Linked DNA regions of Homo sapiens: regions 1 and 2 are each linked to region 3. Evidence: chromatin loops called from intact Hi-C (ENCODE). Cell type or tissue: PC-9. All regions are shown on one strand. Each heading gives the region's core, and the rest is flanking DNA. Links, peaks and the distances in the headings are about the cores only.

The links. A loop is a pair of places that touch in the nucleus more often than their neighbours do. Peaks named below come from ENCODE experiments on the same cell type or tissue, not always from the same donor. Only the 100,000 strongest peaks of a DNase experiment are listed, where the experiment ranks them.
Region 1: it touches region 3 in a loop (2.5-fold over the local background); 14 of 110 quality-filtered maps call a loop at or near these places.
Region 2: a loop joins it to region 3, with 24 times the contacts of the local background. A loop is called at or near these places in 62 of 110 quality-filtered maps.

The regions. Positions count from the first base shown.
Region 1 is chr6:156,883,023-156,888,457 of GRCh38, forward strand. The region is part of intron 2 of ARID1B (AT-rich interaction domain 1B); the gene reads left to right. Among named protein-coding and RNA genes, the nearest start is that of MIR4466, 110 kb to the left of the region's middle. RefSeq lists a silencer at 3,632-3,681. In PC-9, for the core only: no CTCF peak of the experiment used is centred there; no DNase peak of the experiment used is centred there.
Region 2 is chr6:156,683,936-156,689,370 of GRCh38, forward strand. LOC124901444 (a long non-coding RNA gene) reads right to left here and starts at 1,137. Exons shown (of 2, transcript XR_007059829.1): 1 at 728-1,137. RefSeq lists enhancers at 2,073-3,000, 2,331-2,440, 3,001-3,927 and a silencer at 3,281-3,590. In PC-9, for the core only: CTCF peaks have their summits at 2,806 and 3,005; DNase peaks (open chromatin) are centred at 2,946 and 3,276; H3K4me3 peaks cover 2,599 bases; H3K27ac peaks cover 1,180 bases.
Region 3 is chr6:157,019,308-157,024,742 of GRCh38, forward strand. All of the region lies in intron 4 of ARID1B (AT-rich interaction domain 1B), which reads left to right. Among named protein-coding and RNA genes, the nearest start is that of MIR4466, 240 kb to the left of the region's middle. RefSeq lists silencers at 2,059-2,578, 2,879-2,968. In PC-9, for the core only: CTCF peaks have their summits at 2,453 (motif pointing left) and 2,659; DNase peaks (open chromatin) are centred at 2,264 and 2,964; H3K4me3 peaks cover 2,593 bases; H3K27ac peaks cover 1,996 bases.

The sequences.
Region 1 (5,435 bases), core at 465-4,464, 140 kb before region 3:
AAGGGTAGAGCCTGAATTAACGCAACTGCCTTAGGTTTCTTCTGGCCTCCCTGGGAGTTATAGTCAAGGAGTGTTTGTGAGGCGCCTTTAGGCTCCCCATACCGACAGCATCTTACTTCGGGGCTCTCTCCCTGCATCAAATCTTCCTCGTCAGCTTGCAGATTCTCAATTATATGTTAACCGTCTTTATTCTTGGTAGCATTATTGTAAATTTGGGGTAGTAGTTATAATTTCTTCTAATTGTTTCTCCCAGAGCTATTGTTTGCCTAATATTCATATAAACCTGGCAAAGAGTTCATTGCTAGGGGGATTCCCAAGTTACTCCAGGGACTTGGTGATCTGAGAGCTCCCACAGTTGGGGTCCTCCACTCTGGACAAATAGATTGCCTTGTCTTCGTGACAATTTACTTTTCTTCTTTGGGGATCTGTGTGGAAAGTTAAAATAAGTCATAGCCCTTCCTCTCCTTGCTTTTCTTTACTTTTCTGAGCTTTACTTCCTTCTCCTCTGGACGTGCTGCCTCTGAACGCCATGTCTTCCATGCTTTCCTCTCCAGCGTGAGCCTGACACACATCAGCCCCAGCACTCGGCCCACGCTCCCCACAGCATGATCTCACTCTCCGATCCTCACCTCGGGACTGTCACCTCGTCTCACTCCAGCCCCATCTCTTCACCTTTCCTTGCTTTGACTCTTGACTTCTTCTGAGAGTTGCCGGCTCCTCTGAGTGGCAGGTGCTGGAGGTGCTGGAGGTAAGCTGTTACCTGTTCTGCTGGTGTTTGCCTTCCTCCTGTGCAGGTGTTTCCTGTTAACCTGCCCTGGCAGTTCAGCCTACTCAGACCAGCAGTAAGTTCTCTTTCTCTGGCAATGGCATTTTGTATCAACAACAGCTGTAGGTCAGGGAAGAGGCATTTCAGGAGCCAGAATCGCGGGACCCTCATTTATTCTGATAAAGTATCACTTGGAACTGTTTTCTTTGAGATTCTCTGGGAAAAAAAATATCGTGCCCTAATGCAGTGTTTTCTAAACTGCTGATTATGACTCATTAATGGGAGCAAGAAAGTAATGTATTAGACTGCAACTAGAAATGTTTTTAATGGAAGGAATTTGATGTAAATAGTAGAAGATACAAATGTAGCACATACAGCAAGTGTCCTCTGTGTTCAAGGTTTTGACATAAAATATGTTTCTTCCTCCGAGTTGGCGTCAAAACATTTGACAGCCATTACTCTAATTAACTTTCAGTATTTTTTAAGCTCCTTTGATTCCCCTCTCCCTTTTTCCTTCTAATGATAATTTAAGAATTTTTTTTTTTTTTGTAGTTCAGATAAAGTAGATTTAGAACATGGTCTATTTTCAGGACAACCTGATGAAAAACTGAAACCATAGCTAAGTGATTTGCCAGTTGCACGGCAGGTCTTCTCTATTTCATGCAGGTCTTTGCCTCCTAAGCAGTGCGCCTTCCCAGTAAAGCTCCAGCAGATAAGGGTAAGGTGGCCACCTGGAGGGCCTTCTGTAGATGGGCGTTCCATCTGGGAGGATTAGGAGGTGTAAGGATGGAGTGCCCAAACTCCAGCAGTTGGTTTTTCCTGGATGCTGTGTGTGGGCTAATCATAGTCCGCTAAGGAGGTGGCTGCCATGTTTCTAGGATTATTAGGCTACCACTAGTTTGGGGAGTGAAGAGCAATGGAAAAAGGTTCTGAGATTCAGGAACCACCGAATGCCCAGATACTAGTGTTGCTAATTCTTTTTTCTGGCAGTAAGAAATAGCTGTAGGTTTTAAATGATTGTGAGTGATTATTGAATGTAGTAGCCCTGGTCAGAAAATATTATCATTTCCCCCCAGTTCCTTATACCTTGTCTTGAGCTCGGGGAAGTCCTTCCGGACTACAGTGTTGCTGCTGGGATAAAGTTTCATTGTTCTTGTAAGAAACATTTTTGAAAGGAAACTAAATATGTCAAATGAATAGTTGGAAATCGTGTTTCCCTATGACATATACAGTGTATCTTTTAAATTTAAAGGATTTATTAAAGTGAAAATCATTGTAGGATACTGTTTGAAACCTGGCTTTACCTTCTAATGGTAATATAGCTAAAATAAAGTAAAATTGGAATATGATCTAATTTCAGAACTAAAATATTTTAGCCCAGTTATCCTTATATGTCACTGGATTTTGGAGGGTTCTGTCTTAAGACAGGTATTTGTACCAGTTAATGTCCAAAACAGTGAAATGCATTCACTGAAGTCTATTGACTTAATTTCAGAGGTGCTTAGAATGGACAATCAGAATACATCCATGTTGAAGTATTGGTTTGAGGTGGGTAAGTATCATTTTATGATTATTTATTGAGTTTCAAAATGTATAGTTTAGAATGCCTAATTTTAATGATTTGTAAATATAAAATGAGGAGGCAATGGAAAGAAGTGAGACATTTATTTTGCTGAAAATTCTACCTTCAGTAAGTCCTCCTCCCTTTCCCCTGCCTGCCCTTGGGTGTCTTTCTGTTACTGATTTTAAAATGTCAACATCCTATATTTTTTTCTGACCAATCTTTTGGGTCTACTTGGTACATGTTCCACCTGATGAAATTTTAAAAGTTGCAGATTGTTCTTCTCAAGGGAAATAACTGAATTATTTTCTTTTTGTATGAACATTTACTTTGAAATATGTTGATATTTCAAGTACTTTGATACTTTATCCAAAGCATCACTTCTTCATATTGCCACAACTTTAAAATGGAGTTCCTGTTTCTTGCCCAGTATCACAAGTTTATCATGTAAGTTAAGATTATGTGCTAAACGACTCACAACGAAGCCTCCCCTTCCCACTTGTGCCTAGAACTTACAGTGTCTGTGTTGGTAGAAATTTTGTATCCTAATATTGTACAGGTTGAGTATCCCTCATCTGAAAATCCAAAATTAGAAATGTGCCAAAATCCTAAACTTTTTTTGAGTACTGATGTGATGCTCAGAGGAGATGCTTATTGGAGCATCCAAGATTTTGGATTTTTGGGTTAGGGATGCTCAACCAGCAATTATGTAATGCAGATATCTCAAAGTTTGAAAAAGCTTGAAATCCAAGACACTTCTGATCCCAAGCATTTCAGATAAGGGACATTCTACCCATACTTTCTAAATTAATCTCAACTACACAGATTTTACAATTTTAGTGTTGCTGTTATTGTTTGTTTGTTTTGAATTTTGTTCTTGTCGCCCAGGCTGGAGTGCAATGGTGTGATCTCAGCTCACTGCAACCTCCGCCTCCTGGGTTTAAGTGATTCTCTTGCCTCAGCCTCTGGAGTAGCTGGGATTCCAGGCACCTGCCACCATGCCTGGCTAACAATTTTAGTTTTTAAAACTTAAAGAAATGTGTGTGCATTTCTCATTTACAGGCTTCCTTCCTCTATTCAGCTTCTTTTCCCACCCCTGCTGGCTCTCTTGTATCCTCTGGGCTCCCCATGCCTTACCCCGTACTGCTCTCCTGGGACACAGCATGACCTCCAAAGTGTCCTTGCCTCTCTTGTCCCAGTCTGAGTGGCTGTTCGCTTCCTCCACCTTTCACTTCCGTTTAATGACTGAGCCTCGTGGGAGAGTGGAGTGAGCACTTCCGTTTGTGACTACTGGGTGAAATTATGCAGGTTTCCTAGCCCTTGACCGTAACAAGGACAGAGTTGAACCAGTGGCCATTCAAAGTCTTTTCCAGTTCCGGAAGTGTATGATAAAGTAGTTCTTAATAATGTGTAACTGTGCCGAGCCTTCCAAGGAGGAAGGGAATGGATACATATTTTTTCATTTAAAACAATAGCTCATTGATCCAGCAATATGTGGACTGTGTACTGGATATATTTTTGAGCATCTCCTCTTCCCTTCCCTTTACACCAACTCAAACTATGATCCAGGGAACAAGCTGCAAGGAGTTAGTTTTTGAACCACTGATAATGCTTTTGTGTTCCACTGACCCTACCTTTGTACATGGAATTCAGGGGAGGAATCATTGCTTTGTGAAATGGTGGGCTGGTGGTAGCAGCATCTTCGAATGTAGAAAGATTTATTTATTTATAAACCCACTCCTCATTTGTTATGAGAACATTCTGAAACTCAGGAAGGCGACAGAAGACTCATGCTCATTTGAAGCCTGTCCTGTCCTAGGTAATAGGGACAAAACCCCCAGCCTCTTCACTGTCTGTGTCAGTGTGCAGCCTCCTCTCGGGAGAGCAGTGGGTGCCAGTAACGTACCAATGCTGGCTCTTCCCACGGGACTGTCTGTTCATGGATTCTGCAGTTGACACGATTCCCAAAGTCTCAGAGGAAGAAATTTAAGAGCCAAGTTGGGTCTTGGACAGTCTGTGGAGAAGTTGGACCCTTGCATGATTACCATTGCTATTACTTTTCTCCATTGCTATGTTTTTCACCATATACATCATTTAAATTTAGGGGTAGATAGATTAATGAGTACATTTTCTCCCTGAAAAGTATCTTCATGGAACACTTAGACTGTATCTTTTTAAAGGATGATGCTTTAAATTAATGCAGTTTTTGAAATTTTCATTTTTGATGGGCTTGGCATTTTCTTCTGTTTTCATCAGCTTAGTTACAAAAATCATTTTGAGGAGGGCCAGAAGAGAAAAAGGATATAGGAAGGCTGTGGAGCACCCACCCTCCTGCACCCTCAGAGAGTGGGCTTTTGACTCGTGGTAACAATGCAACCGCATAATCTCACCTCACCCCCAATTCTTTCATTTGAAAAAAAAAGAAGAAACAATTTCAAAGGCTGTATTTAAAACCTACACACGAATGAGTAATTTATATGCATTTATCATGCAAGTATACGATCCCCAGGGTGGAAAGTGGCCTGCAGTGAATGGTCTCGCTCCTCCTGTTCCCCTACAAGGCTCCCCTTCCAAATTGGAAGATACCAGTTGCTTGTCTTTTTGTTGACTCTTTTAAAATTCTAGTCCTCTTCTGGTAAATCCTATTTTCTGTACCCTGTCCCCACCCCATAGTTATCTCAAAGAGAACAGTCTTTTCAATCAAGCATTCACTGCACATGTCCCAGTCATGCGGTTACAAAGTTGACATTGCAGCCTCAGCAAAGGTTATCTCTTTAAAATTTTCTGAAATTCCCCTTTGGCACATTCATTTTGGCAGCTGGGTTTATATAGGAAAGTGGTAAAGCTCTTGGCTCCTCTTTTTGTGCTTTATAAAAATAGAAATCTCTGGCCAGAAGGGCAGATAAGCAAGAAGCTCCTCTGTAATTCCCATCACTTCTGCTTCCCGAGTGTTTTCTGTTTTACACTGTAGTAAATGGTGTCCTCACCATGTGCTTGTGGACCAAGTGGGTGGTTTTTAGAAACACGAACATACTGTAGCCTGACACTTATTTTAAAGTCTTATTAGAAAACCCTGCTGTTCTAACATGTGTGTGAAGTACTGTTAGA
Region 2 (5,435 bases), core at 503-4,502, 340 kb before region 3:
TGGTGACCACTGTAGCCCTAGCGAATGAAGTGCACGGCAGATGCAGCCCAAGCTCCAGCCCTTCCACATGAAAATCATTGTTTACACTTGATCAAGGGCCAAATGGCACTGACTGTATTACGAACAAGAAGATGTATCTTCCAAGTAATTAGCTAGTGCATAAATATCAAAATTAATAAAATAAGATACTATATCTTCTCATTTTGGTGGCTTCCAAACTGGTAGAAATTTGTTCTCCTGAACTCTTAAGATTTTCCCAGGAAAGGTAGAACTACATCAAAAAGAAGCTGAAAAAAAAAAAAAAAAATCCCTACAAGCAAAGGCCAGCTCAAACCCTAGATAAACTTTCCTCCCTCCAATCAGCATGTTACAGAAAATAATGTTTCCATTTAACAACAGATAGTTTAACAATCATTATTCTATGCCAGGACCTAGCAGTGCATAAATGGCTTCCCCTTTTGAAAAGTTTCTTCTTGCCCAATTGGACTCTAAGCCTCCTGAGGAAAGGGCTTACCAAATTCCATTTTAATGTAGTCACAGTTAGCTTAATAGCCTCAGGAATAAGGGCTGGCATGCCACTGGGGGTGTCAAAGAATAACAGGGGCAGGAGGGAAGGGGTAAGGAAGAGATTGCCAAGCAGCTAGCTTATTTCATTTCTGTTTATTCAACAAGCAGGTTTTATACCTACTGTAAAATTATTTTTTTATTTGCACATTTTATATATTACCTCTCACGGTTCTATGGGCTGACTAAGCTCAGCTGGGCAGTTCTTGCTTGGGGTCTTTCATACAATTGCAGTCAGACAACAGCTGGGGCTGGAGTCATCAGAAGTTTGGACAGGCCTGGCCATCCAAAATGGCCTATTCACTTGGCTGGCAGTGAATGGCTGGCAGTTGATGTTATCTGTTGGCTGGGAGTTCACTGCACACTATCAACCTGTCCACCTGATCTCACCTACACAAGATCCCTGATTCCTGAAGATTGCAGCTGGGTCCTAGGAGGGAATGTCCCAAGAGTGAGCATTCCAAGAGTCCCAAGTAGAAGCAGCAAGATTCTTATAATCTAGCCTTGAACGTCATAAAGCATCAATCCAGCTACAGTCCAGATTCAAGGCGGGGACACATCAGAGTGTGAATAAAGGAGTCAGGGCTTCTGGGTGGGAGAAATCTTAGGAGAAGGAACAAGATAGGCAGATAGATAGATAGATAGATAGATAGATAGATAGATAGATAGATAGAACATAAAATTTATAGATATATTTAGATACATTATATATGTATTTAGATATATATGTATATATAGCCAGATATTGCACATTACACAGTGTGCTTTATGAGCATTTCATTCACAAAAGTGAGTCCTGGTAGCTAGATATAAGCATTCAAACTTTACAGATGAGGAACCTGAAGCTCAGAGAAGCTAAGTCACTTCTCTGAGGTTACCCAGCAATGACTTTTCCTCTCTGAAATCCAATGGGCCATCTACCGCTATTAACCCAAAGTGCTCAATGAGCTCTCTCTACTATTTCCCAGGTGCAAGGTTTTGTTCTAAGGGGCATTGTTGGAAATATGAATGATAGAGGAGATACATCCCCTGCCTTCAAGGATTTTATAATCTAGTAGAGACCAAAAATATTGAGGTAAGATAATTCGTGGCTCAACAAGGAAACCTCCATTATAACAGATCCCCCTTTATCCAAACTACTGAAATTAAATATTAGGAACATCCAAGGGAAATTGCCCTGAGAAACCTCTTTGACGCTTTTTACGTCCTTCAAAGAGATTGAAAGAAAAGGTAAAAATGAGGAAGATGAGTAAAGGGTAGGACTAGAATGCAGGAGATCTGGAGGACTCCCTAAAAGGCTATTGAAAGGAAGGCTCCACCACTGCAATGAAGAAACTTTGTTTAACATGCAAAAATGTAAAAATGTAAATTGATTTCTTTCTAAAAGGCTATGCAAACAGGGTGTATATTTGTGTTTTTCTGTCAAAGAATGGGTTTAAAATACCTTTTTCCCTTTCCCACTGTAGTAGATGGATAGTCATAAAACCTTCCACCGTTTTTATCACACCGCTGATCACTTTCTCTACCTACAGGGCAATAATTTTCCACTCTGTAACCCAATCAATATGCTATCTACCACTAACTCCCCTTGCTATCCTTCTCCTCAACCTCAGTTATCAGATTTTTTTAAATTACAACTTTAAGTTTCAGACAATTTAAGTCCGTGGTATCTTTCAAGCTATTCGTTTAGTTTTTCATACATTTTTTAAGTGTCTATGTTCTTGCTGTCAACTGTTAAAAGCTGGAGAGTTTAGTTTTAAGAACTTGAGCCACAGTACACCTTATTTGTCCCCTTGCGTCTCGCTACTGCAGCCCTAGGTGCTTTGTATAATGCATGAGTGAACCCCGCTTAGAAATAGAAATGCATTTTCAATAAGTATTTATTATGTTGTTCTGAGCATACAGCTTTAAATTTGCCCGCTGTAGCTTGAAGCATTATACAAACTGTTGGTCTGCTGACTGCCTCTCTGGCAGCAACACACAGAGAAAATAGATTGCTAAGGGTTTTTTTCCCTCCTCCTCCCCCTCTCCTCTCTCCTCTCTCTCTCTCCTCTCCTCTCTGTTTTTTCCTTTTTCTCTTTTTAAACAAGTCGTGGACATTTTTTAATCTTGTGGCATTTTTAATCAACACGTATTTCCTTCCAAGACCTATGATCCCCTATTGATTCCCATTAAAATGCTTTTCTTTTCTTTGCCCCCTCTGCTGATCGAATTTCAGATCAGCCACAGGAGATGCAACTAACCTTCCGGCACTACTGAACCCAACCGAGCGAGGGTGATCAAAAGGCTTGATGCATTCATTAAACATTCCCATCGCCCGGGCAGGAGCTCTGATGGAAGCTATCTCTCCGCATTGCAATTTTTTCCCCCTTTTTGTCTTTCCCCCCACCTCCAAAAAAATGTTTTTTGCCTTTGATCGCAAGGGGCGGGGGTAGAACATGAGAACAAAAGAGACCTATCTTTTTCCTCAGGGCTGACGTCAGTTTGATTTTACTGACAACTATTCGAGCGTGTGTAGCAGTTGGAAGCGGCCCCACGACCGCCCCACCTCCCACCTTCCACTTTTGGGAGAAAACAAGACTTTTAGCGGCTCCGGAGACGCGCCCTGAAAATGGCCCGCTCGGGCTCTGCGCTTGCTGCCCTCCTGCCTGCTCGGCAAAGGGCATTCGAGGCTTATTTGTGTGGCACGATCTTTACTGGGGCGGAAAACACGCGGCGGGGGAGGAGCGGGCACAGACGCAGCCGGGCGGGGAGAGCCAGGAATGTTCCTCCCGGCGTGGGGAGAGGAGAGGACACGGGCAGAGAAAATAGTCCCCGCCCGGCGCGGGGCGCGCGGGGTCCGGGTCCCGGGCGGCTCCGGGTGGCGCGGCGGCGCGAGGGTTCCGGCCGCGCGGAGTCGGGGCGCAGGGAGCCTCAGACGCCGCGGGCGCGCGTGCGCGGTGCGGCCCCCACGCCCCGGCCGCGGCGGCCTCGGCGGCGCCAGCCTCCGGCTCGGCGAGCGCGGCGGCGGGCGGGCCGCAAAACCTGGGCCGGAGCCGGGCGCGGAGCGGGCGGCGCCGCGGAGTTTGGGCGGCAGCGCGGCCCGGCGAGGAGCTGGAGAAGCCGGCGGCAGGGGGACGCGCACGCCGAAGAAAAGCCCCTCTCCCGCGTCCCTCACTCGCTCCTGGAGGCCGAAGAGCGGGGCTCGCGATGCCGGTGCAAGATTCCCAATCAGGCCTGGGAGGAAATGGATGCAATTAGGGCACACCCCCGTCCCGCAGTTGCCAGGAGCCTGAAGATCTATGACCGACTTAAGCCATTTCTGGAAAAGTCATATTTTCCAGGCTTTCGTGAAATACTCATTGCTCCTATTCTAAATCTGGAGGCGAATGTGCATCTATTTCAGGGGGAATGAAAGATGTGAAAAGTAGACTGGGCTCCGGGAAATGTGGGTAATGGGACTGGACCTGCGCCTGGGGTCCGCCCACCCGTCATCTCCCGGGAGCCCCCCGACGTGTGCCATTAAGCATAAGGCGCGTTAAGCGCTGCCACAAAGTCCCGAAAAGGCGAATTAAAAAGGATCACTTCTCCCTCAGGATCTTGATTTTTACTAAGGGAAAACGTGCGTTAAAGAAAAGCCAGCGAGCGCTGGCGTGGCCCTGTCATTATCTTGGCGTCTCTGCTGACCTCCATTTCAGCCTGGACTACACTGGGTTCCAGTTCTGTTTTCCTATTTCCCCGGACTCCTAGAGGGTGGATACCAAGGCTGATTGTTGTCTGTTCTGCCCCAGCCCTCCAGGGTACACCATAGGTGCTCAGTAGATGACTCCTGAGTATATATTGGAGGTGATAGTAAAATGCTACCAAGCACAGAGGAAAGAACAGTTAAAGGGTCAGACGGTGCTTTGTGAAAGGCCAGGCATTTGAGCTGGATTCTGAAGACCAACTCTAGATGACAGTAAAGGCCACTCCAGGTTGAGGGAACAACATGAGCAAAGCAGGGAACCTACAATGAGTAGGAAAGTGATGAATCTGCATAGGGGGTTACTCAGGGGGCATAGAAAAGGAAGCCAGGAAGCCACTGAATACCTTGCCACACAGGTAACAGCCAGGAAAAGCACAAAACATGCTGTTCAGTGGTTCTGGAATATGGGCATGCAAATATATAATAAAATAAGCAATGTGGATATACAAAAACAAAAGTAAAAAGAAAAACAGGACAGTTTATTGGGGAATTTCAGAAAAAGTACATGAAACAAAAAAGAAATGTCAAGGAAAATCCCTGGCCTGAAACTCCCAGAACAAAACATTTAATACCATTTGTGGGGGCTCTTTATGAAAGAGGGAGAAAGAAAAGAGGTAACAAAGAGGAACTAGTGTTTTGATTAAAGATCTTTGACCATAACAATGCGAAAGCATAAGGTCTCTTATCATAAGAGACCTGTGTCTTATCCTGTATCATAAGACACAGGAGATTTTAGACATCACTGTTAAGAAAGAGCTGGAACTCAGAATTAACAAGAGAAGAGGGAGAGATTAAACAGAAGATAAATGTGGATCATCAAGGAATTTTAAATTGTAGCACAGTCACTCAATAGAGTATTATGCAGTCATTAAAACTGCAGTGTATTTATTGGAAGGATGTTCACAACCTATTGTTATGTGAAGAAACAAGTTACAGATGAGCAGATCTGGAGGGACATACTTAAAATGTTAGCAGCGGCTCTCTCTTGATGTTTTGATTGTTAGTGATTTTTCGCTTTCTCCTTCATGCCTGTATTACCTGAATTTTTACAATGAGCAATTAATAAAACAATAAATGAACACAAGATTAAGCAAAGTTTTAATCTTGTGAAAATGTATGTGAGTTTTCTGTTGTGAAACTGAAATGA
Region 3 (5,435 bases), core at 485-4,484:
GAGGCTAGTCTGTATTTCAGGAATGGTCAGATGATGTTTATAGCCAGCATCTGGTAAGTGCTGATTTCATTCTCATAACAACCATCAGAGCAGACTGTCGTCATATACATGAAGAAGCTGAGGCCCAGAGATGCTAAGAAACTTGTCTAACTTCTCCAAAGCCACTGCTTGGAGGAGTTAAATTTAGTTCTGTTTAGTGTTACCTGAGTCCATGTTTCACTTCCTATTTCTCTCTAGATTTGGAGGAAAAAGCAGTTCTGAAATTGTAAAATTTCTAGCCTGGTGGCTTTTGCTTTCATTAAGGAAGGAGGGAAGAACTTGTCCATTAAATGTTGGTACTCCTGAAGGTTCTGTTTTAGGCTCTATCGTCCTTTGTGATGCCTTTTTATGATAAAACTCAGTCATCCACGCTCACTCAACTGTCATCTAATTGCCTGCGAATCCATGTTCTTTAGTCTCCTGCAACTTGTGCCATGACCTGTATTTCCTGCTGCCAGCGGGTCACCTCCGCGGATATACCACAAGCATGTCAAATTGCCGAGGACACAACCATGCCATTCATTCTTCCCACCAAGCCAAAAGAAAATCTGGGTGTATCTGGACGACTCCTGTCTTCCCCTTCATATGCAGCCATTATGTTTCTAGAGCTAGAACCATCTGAAAATCTTAAGTCCTTTAGGGTTTTTTCGCCCCCTGCCTTTCTCTTTTAGCAAAGATAAATAAAAAGTGAAACAAATTGGCACAACTTGGAGGATGAAGAAGTAGCAAAAGACAAAGCTGTTAGAGGGATAGGAGAAAGTCATTTCAGGAAGGAGGGAATAGACATAACAAGCAAATTTGCCGTTCAGGAAATGTTTTATTTAAGAAAATTAATAATATTTAGAAAATAAATTGGATGGAAATAAATTTTTAACATTCCTTCTCTGATGAAGAACTGACCTAAAATGTAGTTAGTTCTTTATTCTTGCTTTTTAACCTTGTAGATAACATCATGTTAGTCATTTACCCCCATACAAGTTGAGCACTCTGTAAGGGATGTAATTTAAACATGTCTCAAAACCAAAAACCAGTCCATGGGCAGATCTTTTTATTGCGATAATATATAACTACATAACTGTAAATTGGAACCTAAAAATATATATTTAATATGAAATTAATTTTTTTTAATTAACCCAAACTTTAACTTTTTTATAAGGGGTTGTGTTTGAATGCTTTAGCCACTAGGCATGTGTTTTTCTTTCTGATGCTGTTGGAGCTATAAATAGTAGGTAGAACTGAATGAGATGGCATCACATAAACAACAGCCTAGCTTGGTCATTTCTCCTACTCAGATCGCGAGTCAAAATATTAAACAGTGGTGGTTTCAAACTATATGTAATTTCCTCAAAATTATGCTTCTCTAATATTTTTTCCATCGCTTTTTCCTCACCAAAGATTTGTTACCTCTCCCCTTATATAACTCTTGGTCATAACTCAATAAATTATTTTTTTAAGGAGTGGTACGTGAGTTTATGCTGTACGTGGTTTCTTTGGCTGATCTACTTGAGTCCTTAATTTTCTTACAAAAAGTAACCTGGAACTTATGGCTAGAAACGATACATTCTTACAATATTAATGGCCGAAGGAACGTTACTTCTTTGCAGAATTCGATAAAGAAATGAGAAATTCGGGGACCCGGAAACTTTTAGCGCTTGCCCTGAACAGCGGCCCGGAATCTCCCGCCCACCCGTCCCTGCCCGGATGCCTGCGCGGCGGCGGCGTCCTTCCCTCCTCGGCTGCGCTTTTACTCTTGGTCAGGGCCCGCTTGAGAGAGGGGGATTTTAGAGAGAGGGTGTGAAGGACGCAGGACCGCTTTCAGGCCGCCAGCTCTCAGGCCTCGCTTTCCGGTCCTCACTGCGCGTCCACACCTCGCCTTGGTTTCTTTTGTTTTATTCAAGCCCCGGCCCCGCGGTACAGCGGGGAGACTCGCCCGCGCCCACGGAAGAAGCCGAGCTCCTCCGAAGGGAGAACCAGTGATTCCACGGACCCCGGAATCCCCCGGGAGTGGGACCACCAGGCAGCGGGCGGAATTAACCCTGCCGCGGAGGCGCTGGGCGAGGATGAGGGCGGCGAGCGCGGAGGGGACCGAGTCACACAGCAGCCCGGCGGCCTCTGCCGGCAGGCCCCGCTCGCTCCTTTCGGCCCGACCCGGGCGGGGGTTCCGGTGCCGCCCTCCCTACCCCGCACGTAGGCTCGTGGGGGCGGGGACAGGGGGACGAAAACAACCGCGTCCTCAGCCTGACTGAACAGGCTCGGACTCCTCCGACGGCGCCGCGCCGCGCACAGATGAGCCTTTGTGGGACCCCGCGGAAGGAGGCGCCGGCCGCAGCCACATTCCTTTCCGGGCAAGCGCGGCCGCCGCCTGCAGGCACCGTCCGCCCCGCGCGCCCGCAGGCTCCTCCTGGAGGCGGGAGGCGGCGGCCGCTCGCACAGCGTGTTTTCTAAAGTTTCTGCTGACACAGCTTCGCGTACACATGAGCCGGCGCGGCCAGACTCACGCAGGCACCGAGTGTTTCCCCTGCGCCGTCTCGCGCCGCCGCCCCGCTACCTCGCCGCGCGCCCCTAACCTCTGCGTCCCGCGTGGCGCGCCCAGCGCTTAAGGTTTTATTTTTCCCCTACTTCCTTTGGTGCATCTCTTTCCCCCTCTCAAAACCACCACCCAAACTTAAAGGCTGGATGAGTTGGAACCCGTTCGCGTAATTAAAACGAGTGGCTGACGGTGGAAAAGCCAGGAACTACAGACGAAGGACGCCAGCAGGGCCGCGGAGCCCAGGCCGCCAAGAACAGGGCGGGGAGGCGGGGCGGGGCCGCGGAAGGGGGCGAGGTGGAGGGGCGGGGCCGGCGGGAGGTGGGCGGGGCGAGGCTGGCAGGCCGCCGCCATTGGCTGTTACCCGACGCACCGAGGCTGGGCGGCTTAGCCAGGCACTTGGATTCTATTTGTGTAATAGCTGCTTCTTGGAGCCAAGTGCATGCTCATCAACCTTCCTTGCTGGGAAAACCAACTCACAGCATTTTTTAAAAGCCGAGAAACGCCTAGGCTTGTAAAGTTTCATCTCCTGCCTGTGCTTTCCTGTTCTTAATTAAATGCTGAAGAGTCTTGTCGGGATATTACTTTTCATCCTGTCTCTGCCATGGAGACTTTGGGATCACTGGGTGGTCTCTTGGTCACTTGCAGGTGTTTTAGGTAGGATGTTGCAATCTGCAATCTAGGAACATTTGACGACTTTTTCAAGTAAGCTAAACAACACATGAAACTATAGTAGATTAACCAAGACATGCATTTAATCCAACTAGTAGCAATCAGCGACGGCCACTTTGGTTTTACACTTTTTGTTCACTCTGTGAACTATATAATTTGACCATAAATTCTAATTTGTTCTCTTGTTGATAATTCTTATGCAGATAACTTATAACTTATGTGTGTATTTTTATCAGACTCAAAGCAACTTAATTTTGGAATTCTGCAAATTTAATTGATGATCCATTATAACAACGTAGGGTTAGGGTTAGGGTCAGTTTTCGGTGTTGATGTAGAGACAGAATCCAAAAGTATTTTGAAATGTTTAAGAGAAATGGCCTTGAAGAGTTCTGAATATTAACATTCTTCTGTTTTTATGCCTTGTAGTGTTTACCGCACGTGTGAATATGCATAGAAATTTTCATGTAGCAATTTCTGTGTTTGTGATCTGTATACAGATTTTATAAAAATAATAGCAGGGACATTTCTGACCTTGATCATTGTTGTTAACTGATGACATTTGCCAGTTACAGTTTAAATTAAGTTGAATTTATTATTTAGGTGTTTCATAAGAAGGAGTGAGTTGCATACTAGGATATACTCTTGTATTCCATATCCTCTCCTCACTCCGGCGCTTCCTAACAGGAAGAGCAAATGCATTGTGAGGATAAACACTGATTGGTTACTATCTGTAGAGCAGGATTAGCAGCTCTTTTTAGATTTTGAGCTGCAATCTCTTTTAATAGTGCTTAAATTGATGCAGGTCAGTGAATTTTGTGTTTACAGGCTTTTAACTCCCTAGCTTTGTGAATACTGAATTTATGGAAAAGCTTAATTTTCTCTGTATCTCAGAAGGGATATGTACAATTAAAAAAGAAAACAATACAAATTATTTTACATAAACTGGAGCAATTTGGAAACAGTGTAATAAGGGTTGAGTAAAAGATTTCTCCCCATCGTCGTGGCATATTCTACTGTTACACTTACCTGCCATTGCTCATAATGGGTCTGACGTTGTAGGTACATCTAAGTGTGGTTTGCAGTCACTATTTTATGTTATTTGGAAAGTCTTGGATTTTAAAATGTTAACCCAAATAAATATCAACAAGGCATATCTATTTGGGAGTCACTTATGACTTCTGCCCCTCCAACAGTAATTTCTATTTGCTGCAAACATTTGCCAAGTTTACGGCAAATTTTGAAGTTAAACTTTGCCTACCTAATATAATGAGTGTGTGGTTCCTATGCTCCCCTAGGTTTGCCAAAGGTAGTCTTGATGTAAATAATACATTCAAGTGAGATGTCAAGCAAGTGTATGGCTTGACAGATTTTGCATGTAGATTGTAGCTAGTTATCTCAGGTTATTTATTCTTTAAACTTTCACCAATTTACCCATTTTAAAAATAGTGAATTTGTATTAAAAATAGTTGGTAACATAAACCATGGCATTCAGCCTACATTTCATATGAGATTTATCTGCCTGTGCAGAGATGTTACTTAACTTGAAGGCCTCTTTGTGGAAGAAAGATTTGTCTTCCAACATTTTGCGTCAGCAGTGCTGAAGTGCCACTCTGTGGAAGTTGCTTCTTATGGCCTTCCTGCCACAAAAATGATATGTGGTTTAACTCTTTCAGGAACTGGGGTCATTTCATCCCAAACGCTGACCAAGGTTGTTTATAAACTCTTAGAAAAACATAACATAAATGAATCTTACTGCCAAGTGACAAGTTTCTTTTTATGTTTGGTTGTAAATTATTTCAGAAACCTCATTTTTGTTTAAAAAGCAGATTTGTATGAACAAAATTGAGTGAACAAATTGAGTCCATTTAATATTAAAATGTTGAAAGGGCTTACTTGGTGTAGATGTTTCAAACATCAAAAATCTAGCTTTTCGGGGCTGGATGCAGTGGCTCATGCCTTTAATCCCAAAACTTCAGGAGACTGAGGCGGGCAGATCACTTGAGGTCAGGAGTTCAAGACCAGCCTGGCCAACATGGCAAAACCCCATCTCTACTTAAAAAACAAAACAAAACAAAAAACAGCCAGATCTGGTGGCACACACCTGTAATCCCAGCTACTCAGGTGGCTGAGGCAGGGAAATCACTTGAACCTGGAGGCAGAGGTTACAGTGAACCTTGACTGCACCAGTGGACTCCAG